2 separate regions of the Homo sapiens genome follow, and region 1 is linked to region 2. Evidence: chromatin contacts called from ENCODE Hi-C or POLR2A ChIA-PET data. All regions are on one chromosome and are shown on one strand. The core of a region is the stretch at or near the end of the contact, and the rest is flanking DNA. Distances in the headings are between cores, read along the strand shown.

Region 1 (4,810 bases), core at 1,326-3,825, 390 kb after region 2:
TTTATCTCAGAGGTTTATTTTGGAACCTGAAGACCAGAAACTAGTTCAGTCCCTGCTCATCTTTCTCGCCCCGAAACCCTCTCCAGAGGAAGAAGAGCCCCCACTCATGTCATCCCCGCACACTGAGGGAGGCTGCGTTGGGCCCATCCCTCCAAGATCCACTCCACCCGTGTGGACTCCTCCAGGAATATTCTTCACAAGAGCAGTAGCTGCTCCTGGGAGTGCATTTTCTCTCAGATGTACCAGTGAGGGTCACCTGCATGAGTGGAAGCAAGACCATGAGATGCAGAGGAGGCAACCAAAGGGCTGCCCTTTTTCTGCACTGGCTCCCTGGGCAGCCTGTGGTGCAGCCCTGCCCTCAGCGGCAGCTCTGAGACATCGGACATTGCCTCTGTCACTTTACAGAGTACAGACTGATTATAGTTCAGGACTTCTCCCTTCTCTCCAATGCAAACAACACACAGAAAAAACGAACGGACTTGCTATTAAGTAAGAAGGAGGGGCACAGATGTAGCTCCCAGAATCAAAGAAAGGGATCTGCATGAGCTTCCAGTGCTGCTGTAACAGCTACTACAAATGCAGTAGCTTGACAATATCACATTTATTTGCTTAAAGTTCTAAAGGGCAGAATTCAAAAATGAGTCTCACTGGGCTAAAGTCAAGGTGTCAGCAGGGACATTTCCTTCTGGAGGCTTCAGCGGAGAATCAGCTTCTTTATCTAGCATGGTTTCGAGAGGATGCCTGCATTCCTTGGCCCATGGCCCCTTTTCTGTCTTCAAAGTGCATTGCTCTGACCTCTACTCCGCTCCCATCATCACGTGGCATTCTCATTTCTCTCTATCTCCTCCTGCCACCTCTCATAAAGAACTCTGTGATTATGCAGATGACCCATGTGGATAGCCCAGGGTCTTCCTTTTTTTAAGACCCTATCCTAGTCCATTTGTGCTGCTGTAACAAAATGCCACAAACTAGGTAATTTATAAATAATAGAAATGTATTTCTCACAGTTTTGAAGACTGGGAAGTCCAAGATCAAGGTGCTGGCAGATTCAGTGTCTGGTAAGAACTTCCTCTTTGCTTCTAAGATGGCATCTTGCTTCTGTATTCTCACTTGGCAGATGGTGGAAGGGAAAGAGGGACGAACACTGTGTCCTCAAGTGGCAGAAGAGATGGAAAGGCACTTTTGTAAGGGCACAGACCCATTCATGAGGGGCTCTGCTCCATGACTTAATCACCTCCTAAAGACCCCATCTGTTAATGTTGCCACATTGGTGATTAAGCTTCAACATATGACTGTTGAGGGGGCACATTCAGGCCATGGCAGATCCTTAACTTAATCACATCTGTAAAGTCTGTTTTGCCATGTAAGGTCTCATAGTTATAGGTTCCAGGATTAGGATGGGGACATCTTGGTGGGCCACTGTTCAGTTAACCATAGGTTCCAAGGTCAGAGATTTCAGGGACTGGACTCAGACACAGATCTCAGAGTCCCTGTTGGCAGGGGTCCCTCTCTTTGTCCCCAGTTTGCTGTTTCTCTGTGCGCGTTCATGATTTACACAGTTCTTGTACCCATTTCAGATTCTCCTGGTCTCATCTGTCCTTGCCGCCAAGATGGATTATCTGCAGGAACTTGGACCAACTTCACGGAACCTTCCTTATGTTCTGTTCATACTGCCCAGACCTGCCCTGGCTTCCCTGTTGCTCCTGAGGCAGAAGAGGCCTTTGGACTTACTCGGCCCCACATCTGTACAGTCCAGAGATGCTGGGGGAATTAACACCACAAAAGGTTGACTTTAGATCAATGTGAGACAAGTATTTCAACTATGATTGTGTATTTGTCAGTGCCTCTTTGTAATTCTGTGAGTTTTTTCCTTCATTTATTTGATAACATACTGTATAATAATGCACATTTTAAATTCTCATGTCTTCCTGGTTAACATTTTTATTTAGTCCTAATGTCGTGGGCTTCTTTGCTGGGGATTATGGTGTCAGCATCCTTTTAGGGATCATTTTTCTGCCTACCACAACTATGATTAACTTTTTGCCAACAATTTTGAGAATATAGGTGAAGTGTGTATTTTCTTGGGAAAAATCTGGTTGCTTATTTTAATTGGTAATACAGTAACACTTCCTTTTTGTTGATTCTTGATCTGGGATGTAAACATTTCTTCTTTCAGTGTTCAAATTTTCTTGTCATTTCATGTTATGTGTTTCTGTTGTAAAGTGTATATATATTTGAATTTTGTTTTATCATCCAATATGAGAGTCTGTTTTGTGAGTTTAGTTTCTTTATATTTATTGAGCGGCCATTAGCTTTGATTACTTGATACTTCCTTAAGTTGTGATTTCTAATGGCCATGTTTCTTTTTCCACATTTTTTGTTTCCTTCTTTTTTCCTTTTACTCCCTTAATGGTTTCAGAGTCACACACATTCTCTTGTCTACTGTATTATGTTCAGTATATTTGGCTCCTCTCTCTGCAGAGCTTCTGCTTCAGGAGGATTAGACTTACTGGCTCTATTGAGCCAGCCATAGCTGACTTTCTCTGGCTGATGAAACATATGTGAAAGTGACGGTGTCACTTCCAAAGAGAAGCAACAAGAGCCAGCACGTGGCTCCCCAGGTCTCTTCTCCCTCTGCTGAGTGGCACAGAGAGGCTGCTGGGTGGCCGGCATCCTAGAGTGATGCTGACAGAGAAGACGGCCTCTGCTGACCCCCAGTGGACAGGCAGCAGAAGCGTAAAAGAAACATTTGCTAGTAGTGTAAAGCACCAAGATCTGCAGGCCATTTGTTAGCGCAGCGTGGCTTAGCTTATCCTGACTGGTATGGTAGTTCCGATAAGCAAGTAGGAGGATTTTAAATGCCTTTATTTCACAATCATCTTAGATTGCTAGTTTAGACCGCTAAACTTTTAAATATAATTCAAGTGCTCTACAATGACTTTTCTGCTTCTAATAAATGTTTGACTATATTAAAATTGTTTATCAAAAATAAATTTGAAACTGTTCAATAAAAAGAGATTGATAGTTTAGATAAGGGTAGGGTTCTAGATTTACAGTGATTTTCATTCATCCCTGAATCTCAAATACCTTTCCAATAGCTACCACTAATATTAACTGTTATGATTACTTATTGGCTGCTTCCTAAGAACCCATCACTTTGCTAAGAGCTCCACATTGTTTTCTCATTTAATCCTCACAACAACCCAATTTAGCAATTGAGGAAACTATGACTTAGTGGCAGTTAAGGAACATATATATGAGCACAGCTAGTCAATATTAATAGCAGAGCAAGAACTCAAAGTCAGGGCTGCCTGATTTCAAAATTGTGTGCCATGCTGTTGTACCAATAAGCCCCTTCCATGGTACTCCACTGAAGAACAATGTGTGCCAATGCAAAGCAAATCTAGATCACAGTTGTTATTTCTATGATCACTCATCAAATATATACTTGCCCCTGTCTCCCATTATGAGTGGAGTCTACTTCCCTGCCCTGTGGGTTTTTCCCTTGTTCCTGTGCTTACACAGAGCATGGGATGTCAGCAGTCTTGTGAGGGGAGGATTGGCACAGGGCTGTGAGGTTTAGCTTGCCCTCCAGTGCATGGCTGATCCACTGGGAGAAGAATGTGGCCAGACAGCTGTGGAGCAAAACTGAACCCAGAATAGAGCTCAGAGTCAAGTCCCCCTGAAGGTTAGGCTGAAGTTGAGCCATCCATATCCTGCCCCATCAGCCAAGCCGTGGCTCTTGTGCTCACCCATGAGCATGAGAATACAGCTTTTTGTTGTAAGCCATTGAGTTTTGCCTCCTTTACAAATGTTATTTTAATTTTTTAAGTAGCACAGTAATGATTATTCCTGTTCCCAAAATGTTTTGTCACATCCTAGATTACTTCTTTAGAAAGATGACTAAGAGAAAAATTACTGGGCCCAGTGAATGGGATTCTTGAGGCATTTAATATGCTCCTTTCATCTGAACGTTTGACACTAAGGATTTCAAGATGTCTCTGTTTTCTTTCTGAAACTTCATGTCTAAGTGATCATTATTATCCATGGCCTCAGGCTCAAGGAAGCTCTCTGATTTCTTTCCTCTGTGTCAGTCGGTGAGAGAACTAAGACCACTAAGGTCACTGGCTTTGCCTTGATGCATCCACCATGCCACTGCGGGAACCTAGGCAAGCAAACACCTCACTTCCGCCATTTACAAAATGGAGACACCCAGCCCCATAGTTTTGCGAGGATGAAGTCACATATATTGAGAACACAGCAGTGTACTAAACTAAAATAAAGAACTTAATTCAAGCAATACATACACAGGCAAAAAATCACCAGCTCTCCGAGTTGGAGTCTCTCTTCCCCTTCTGATGACGAAAGGACTAATGACCACAACCTACTGGTGCACCTGGCATATCCACACCTGACTCCCAGCAGCTGCTGTCAGGGTGGACGTGAAGGCCAAAGGCTGGGGCTGAGCAATTTAGCATGTGGTTCTTTGAGAAATCTCACAAAAGCTTCTTTTATCACTTGAGGACACATCACCATCATCACCATCAGAGATGACCATTAGTTTTCATTAATGGCATTAATATATTAATATATTTCCCCACTTGCTTTACAAAAAATATGGAAGGTAGTTACCAAAAAACATTCAGGAGAAAGAGAATTAAGTACAAGAGCTGGGTGTGTGGGCAGTAAGTAGAGGGAAAGGGGAGCTGGCAAGTTGAACAAGAAGGAAAATGAATGCCACGTGCCTGTGAACAGCTGCTGGGCTCTGTATTCAGTTTGAGCTCTCTACAAGCCAAGGCAAAATGATGGA
Region 2 (4,434 bases), core at 502-3,001:
TATAAAAACCGGTAATCTGCATCAACATTACCAATCAGTTGCCAATGTTACCAATCAATGTTACCAACAGGTCTGACCATGTCTGCAGGATTGTGCTTATTGGGCAGTAGGAAGACCCTGGAGCTGTGGAGTGTGAATGAGGCCTAGAGCTAAGTCATGTTCTCCCAAACACATGGTTTCACCTGCAGGCTCATAGCATTTGCTGGTCAGCAGGCCTGACCTCATCACTACAGGAAGGGAGGTGAGGCCCAGCCCTCATGCCCCCTCTCCTTTCTCTGCCCCCCAGGGCTCCTTCCTCACACTGACCTCCTGGGCCTGGCCTCCCTAGCACAGCCCCACCGTCTCTCCCTCCTTTCTCCTACTGACCTTGGCTTGGCCGGTGCTGTGGCTGTGGCAAGTGATTTAGGAAAGGGACCCCAGGGTTTAGAGCCAGCAGGCCCCGTGGACCATCCACCTTTCTACTCCAGGGGCTGAGGGCACAGCTGGCACTGTGGAGGTCAGATCCTCTGGGCCCAGCCAGGCCTTGCTGCCCCTGGACACCCTTGCCCTGGGACCTGCCCCTTGCTCTCTGTGCCTCACGGGTCACAGGTGTGAACAAGCAGGCATTGGTGCATTGGAGTGTGCATTGTCAACTGCAAAGGGAAGCAGGACTGCGGGTGCAGGGCCCAGGGTGGCCTCAGAGCCACCTTCACTCTCTGCTCTGTGATGTGGGAGCTGGCCCTGCACACCACACCTCTGCCTTGCCTGCTCCTCTGTGAGGGCTCGGCTCGCAGTGAGTGAGAGTGGGAAAAGGAAGGAGAAGGAATGTTCCCCTTCCTGTGGCTTCCAGCACCAAGCCCTTGACCCTGACAGCTGGTCCAGCTTCATCACGGCCCCTGAGACATGGGCACCAGTGGGCAGCACCCCTGCCTTGGAGGGCTGGGTCCCACCCCTGGGTGGCCTCCTTGGAGCTGCCTGTTTCTATTAATCCCAGCCTCTGCCCTTTGCTTGCACCCCTGGTAGTTGTGGGGGATGCAGGCACTCCTGCAGTTATGACCTCTGATACCTCAGTATCTCCTTTTCCCATTCTCAGTTAACAGCATTTCAACCAGTTCCTTATGTGAAACGACCGCGTGGTTTCTGTTTTAGACATTTCCCTGACTGGCCCACCTGTGATCCCCGTGGGGATCCTATCCTCATCTCTCGGGCCTGGGGCCCCTCTGCAGGAAACTCCTCCCTTGTGGTTTTCACTCCCAGAGGCACAAGTGTCCCTATTCACTGGACTGGCTGTGCTGACTGTCCCCAAGTGGGGACAGCAGGGCCTGGCTCTTCCACAGCACTACCCTCAGGACAGCCCAGGACCCGGCACCTGGCGAGCATTCGGCGGATGTACTCAATCAATCACCGACGCATCTTCCAAAGCCTCCTGCGAGATGGAGACCTCACTGTGCACCTCCTTTCATCCGCCCCCGAGTGCCGTACACCCTCCTCCGTGATGTCCACACCAGCTTACAATTCTACCATCGACTGGGCCTTGGGAAGCTCTGGGTTCTCAGGCTCTGTCCTGAGCCAGCAGTGATCTTTTACATGGGTTGGAAAATTAAGTCTCATTGTACAGTTTTCCATTTATAATACAGAGATAGAAATAGTCAACCAGTTGGCAAAACTGGAAATCTGAACGACGGACTTTATAACAAACAGCTGAGATCAGGTGACAAGCACACGCTGTTACTGCCTGTCCTGCCTGAAGCTGCCACTGCCATTCACTGCTTTGCTGCCTGTTTAGGAATGTCTGGGAAGATGCTGGGGTGAGTCAAGGGGACCGGCTGCCTGCCTGGGCTCAGAGGGCCTCAGTTTCCCCAGTGGAAGGAAAGATGGGGGAGGCAGCATGGTACATTTTTTACTTAAATCTTTCTCTTAAAGATAAAAGCTGTCAAGGGTTTTAAAGGGGCCTGCAGGTGCCCGTGTCTGAGCTCTGACAGGTCTATTTTTACACACTCAGCGGATGCCTGCCTGGCTGGCAATGCTGCTGGGGCTCAGAAAACAATGCCCCAAATGAGGGCCTCAGCAGCAGCCTCAGAAGCAAAGTTTCTCTCTGACCTTCTCCTGCCCTCTTGTCTCTCAGGCCCATTCTTCCCCAAGGCCAGCCACAGAAACTAGAATCCCTCTTCCCCAAGGCAGGACATAGAAACCAGTATCCCTTTCTCCCAAAGCCAGCCATAAAACATACAAATATCACTCTTTCCCTCTACTTTTCTGTGTAAAAACTAGCCATAAAGAAATTATCTGGCTGGGCATGCACGGTTTATGCTTGTAATCCCAGCACTTTGAGAGGCCCAAGTGGGAGGACTGCTTGAGCCCAGGAGTTCAAAACCAGCCTGGGCAACATAGTGAGAACCCATCTCTAAAAAAAAACATTAAAAATAAAAAAAGAAATTATCTGACCTTCCTTGTTTGACTTTAGGTCATAAGACCCTCACTCCAGAGAGCATCCCGCCCCATTCTCGGAGGAGGAAAGGCCAAGAAGAATCCAGGCAGACAGACCTTGCTAGGTTCCCCACTCAGCCTATTAGCAGCAGGTCCGGCCTTGTTATATAATCTTCTTTCCACACGCAGTCCACCCTTTCTTGAACCTAAGCATAAAAATGGACAATTTCCCTGCATCTGTGGGTCTGTATTCTGAAGGCTCCCATGTATACACGGTAAACACATTTCTAAATCTTTTGTCCAATGAATCTGCCTTTTACGAGATGATTTTTCAGTGAACTTTCAGAAGGTCAAGGCTTTTGGCTCCGAACGTGCCCAGATGACAGAGCCAGAGAGCAGACCTGGTTTTATTTTTGTTCTCTCTGGACAGTGAGTGCCTTGAGGAGACGCATCCCAAACCAACAGGCAGAGACCCCGTGAACTCCCCCTGCACCCAGGGATGCGGAAATGAGCTTTCTGGGGCCTGGGGACCCACCTGTCAGGGTGATGTCCCCGGCCCCCACAATGAACATGAAGAGGAAGTATCCCAGGATCTCAGGGATCCTTTTAGTGTTGGTCCCTTTTGTCACTCTGCACTTGGGCCAAGGGGGCAACATTATCCTACCTATCTGATCAAGTCATGCTAAAAAAAAGAAAAAAACCAAAAAAATTCCAAAAGATTTTCCTTGTTCCTGACATGGAACAGAGATTTTCTGACCACTCTTGATAGGAGAAAACAAAAATAAAACCACATGAGCATAAAGAACCTAGTGTTGACGTCAGGCGAGGTCTGCACTGTCAGGCAAAGCTACCACCGAGGGAAAGAGGGAAAGGCACTGGAAGGGAAGGCACGGGGGTAGGGGGACTGGGTGCCCAGCGACCAGTCCAGGGGTTTTCCCTTCCTTTCTTGGCCATCGGCCATCGAAGCTGCTTCCTGCAGAGCCTGCCGCGTCCTCTATGGAAGGCCTTGGTGAAACACCAGCACTCTGAAGGTTCACTCAATGAAGACCCCCAGAGGCCCACTTACTAGCTGGACAAGGTCTGCATTAGGCCCTGGCTGGGTCAGGTTTCAAAACATTAACCTTAAGCTTTTTTACCCTCCTTTTTTTTTTTTTTTTTAAAGGCACAGCTTTCCCAGTGTTTGTGTTCCTTGCTTGCGCCCTGTTTTAATGTTGTAGTTACAGGTGTCCAGCAGGGAGGAATGCAGCCCCTGTGGGCGCTTGGGGGAGCTGCTGGGAATCCAAGTTCAAGGAGCAGCTGTTTTCTGTTTTCTGTTGCCCCACAGCGCCACCTCCTGGCCCCTTGGTGGTGATGATTTTGAAGTCAGCAGGTTCTGGTGGGCCGTGTGAACTCCAGCAGCTCTGGGCTGAGCTGTGGAAACACTGCGTCCTTTGAAATAATACAGCTTCCTGAGCCCACCCCAGTCCCTAAAGACTGCCTCTGGGGTTGAGATTCTGAGATGCTTGACAGCATGGCTTTTCCCGGTGTTATGTGTCGTTTCTATCCTTAAGCCTGTTAGGGGTGGACTGGAGGCTGGACCAAGCTCCACTGGCTGCAGGAGGACCCTTCTGTGGGCTCCAGGCTGGCCGTGTGCGTGTGGGGAGGTGGGATTTGCTGCTAGGCTTCATGATCACTGTGAAGAAGCAGCCCCCAAGAATAGGGTGATAGGCCCTCCCCATGTCACCGGCCGTTCCTAGTCACATCTGTTGTTGCAGCATGTTATCAGTAGAGCCTCCTTTTACTCTTAAAAATGCCCTGGTTTGGATGATTGATCATACCTGCCCCCATCCCCACCCCACCACCCAAAAAGTGCAGCCACCCTGTGGTGTGCGGTGTACTGCTCCAGCGGTGCCTCTCCGTGGCCTCTGTCCTAAATTAAACGATGGGCTAAGATGCCTTGAAATGCCTGCAGCAGGCCCGGCGAGAGCTTGAATGCTCAAAGGTGTCTATGCCAACTTCTGCTTCTTCAATCAAACTTGAGGCTTTAAG

The links. A loop is a pair of places that touch in the nucleus more often than their neighbours do. ChIA-PET counts read pairs that join two places held with the same protein, here RNA polymerase II (POLR2A). Pooled maps may share reads with other maps.
Region 1: a loop to region 2 is called in a map of IMR-90, with 10 times the contacts of the local background. The contact joins two enhancer-like sites. A Hi-C loop is called at or near these places in 2 of 168 maps with a recorded cell type or tissue (IMR-90 and cardiac septum) and 14 of 50 pooled maps. POLR2A ChIA-PET finds 5 or more read pairs at or near these places in 1 of 52 experiments (A549).

The regions. Positions count from the first base shown.
Region 1 is chr2:237,120,301-237,125,110 of GRCh38, reverse strand. No RefSeq gene overlaps it. Among named protein-coding and RNA genes, the nearest start is that of COPS8, 37 kb to the right of the region's middle. Within about 2 kb of position 2,575, at least 2 of the 41 ENCODE cell types and tissues checked have a DNase peak (open chromatin) inside an H3K27ac peak, as active enhancers do.
Region 2 is chr2:237,512,233-237,516,666 of GRCh38, reverse strand. The region is part of intron 4 of MLPH (melanophilin); the gene reads right to left. Among named protein-coding and RNA genes, the nearest start is that of MIR6811, 3.5 kb to the right of the region's middle. RefSeq lists enhancers at 2,883-3,383, 3,384-3,884. Within about 2 kb of position 1,751, at least 4 of the 41 ENCODE cell types and tissues checked have a DNase peak (open chromatin) inside an H3K27ac peak, as active enhancers do.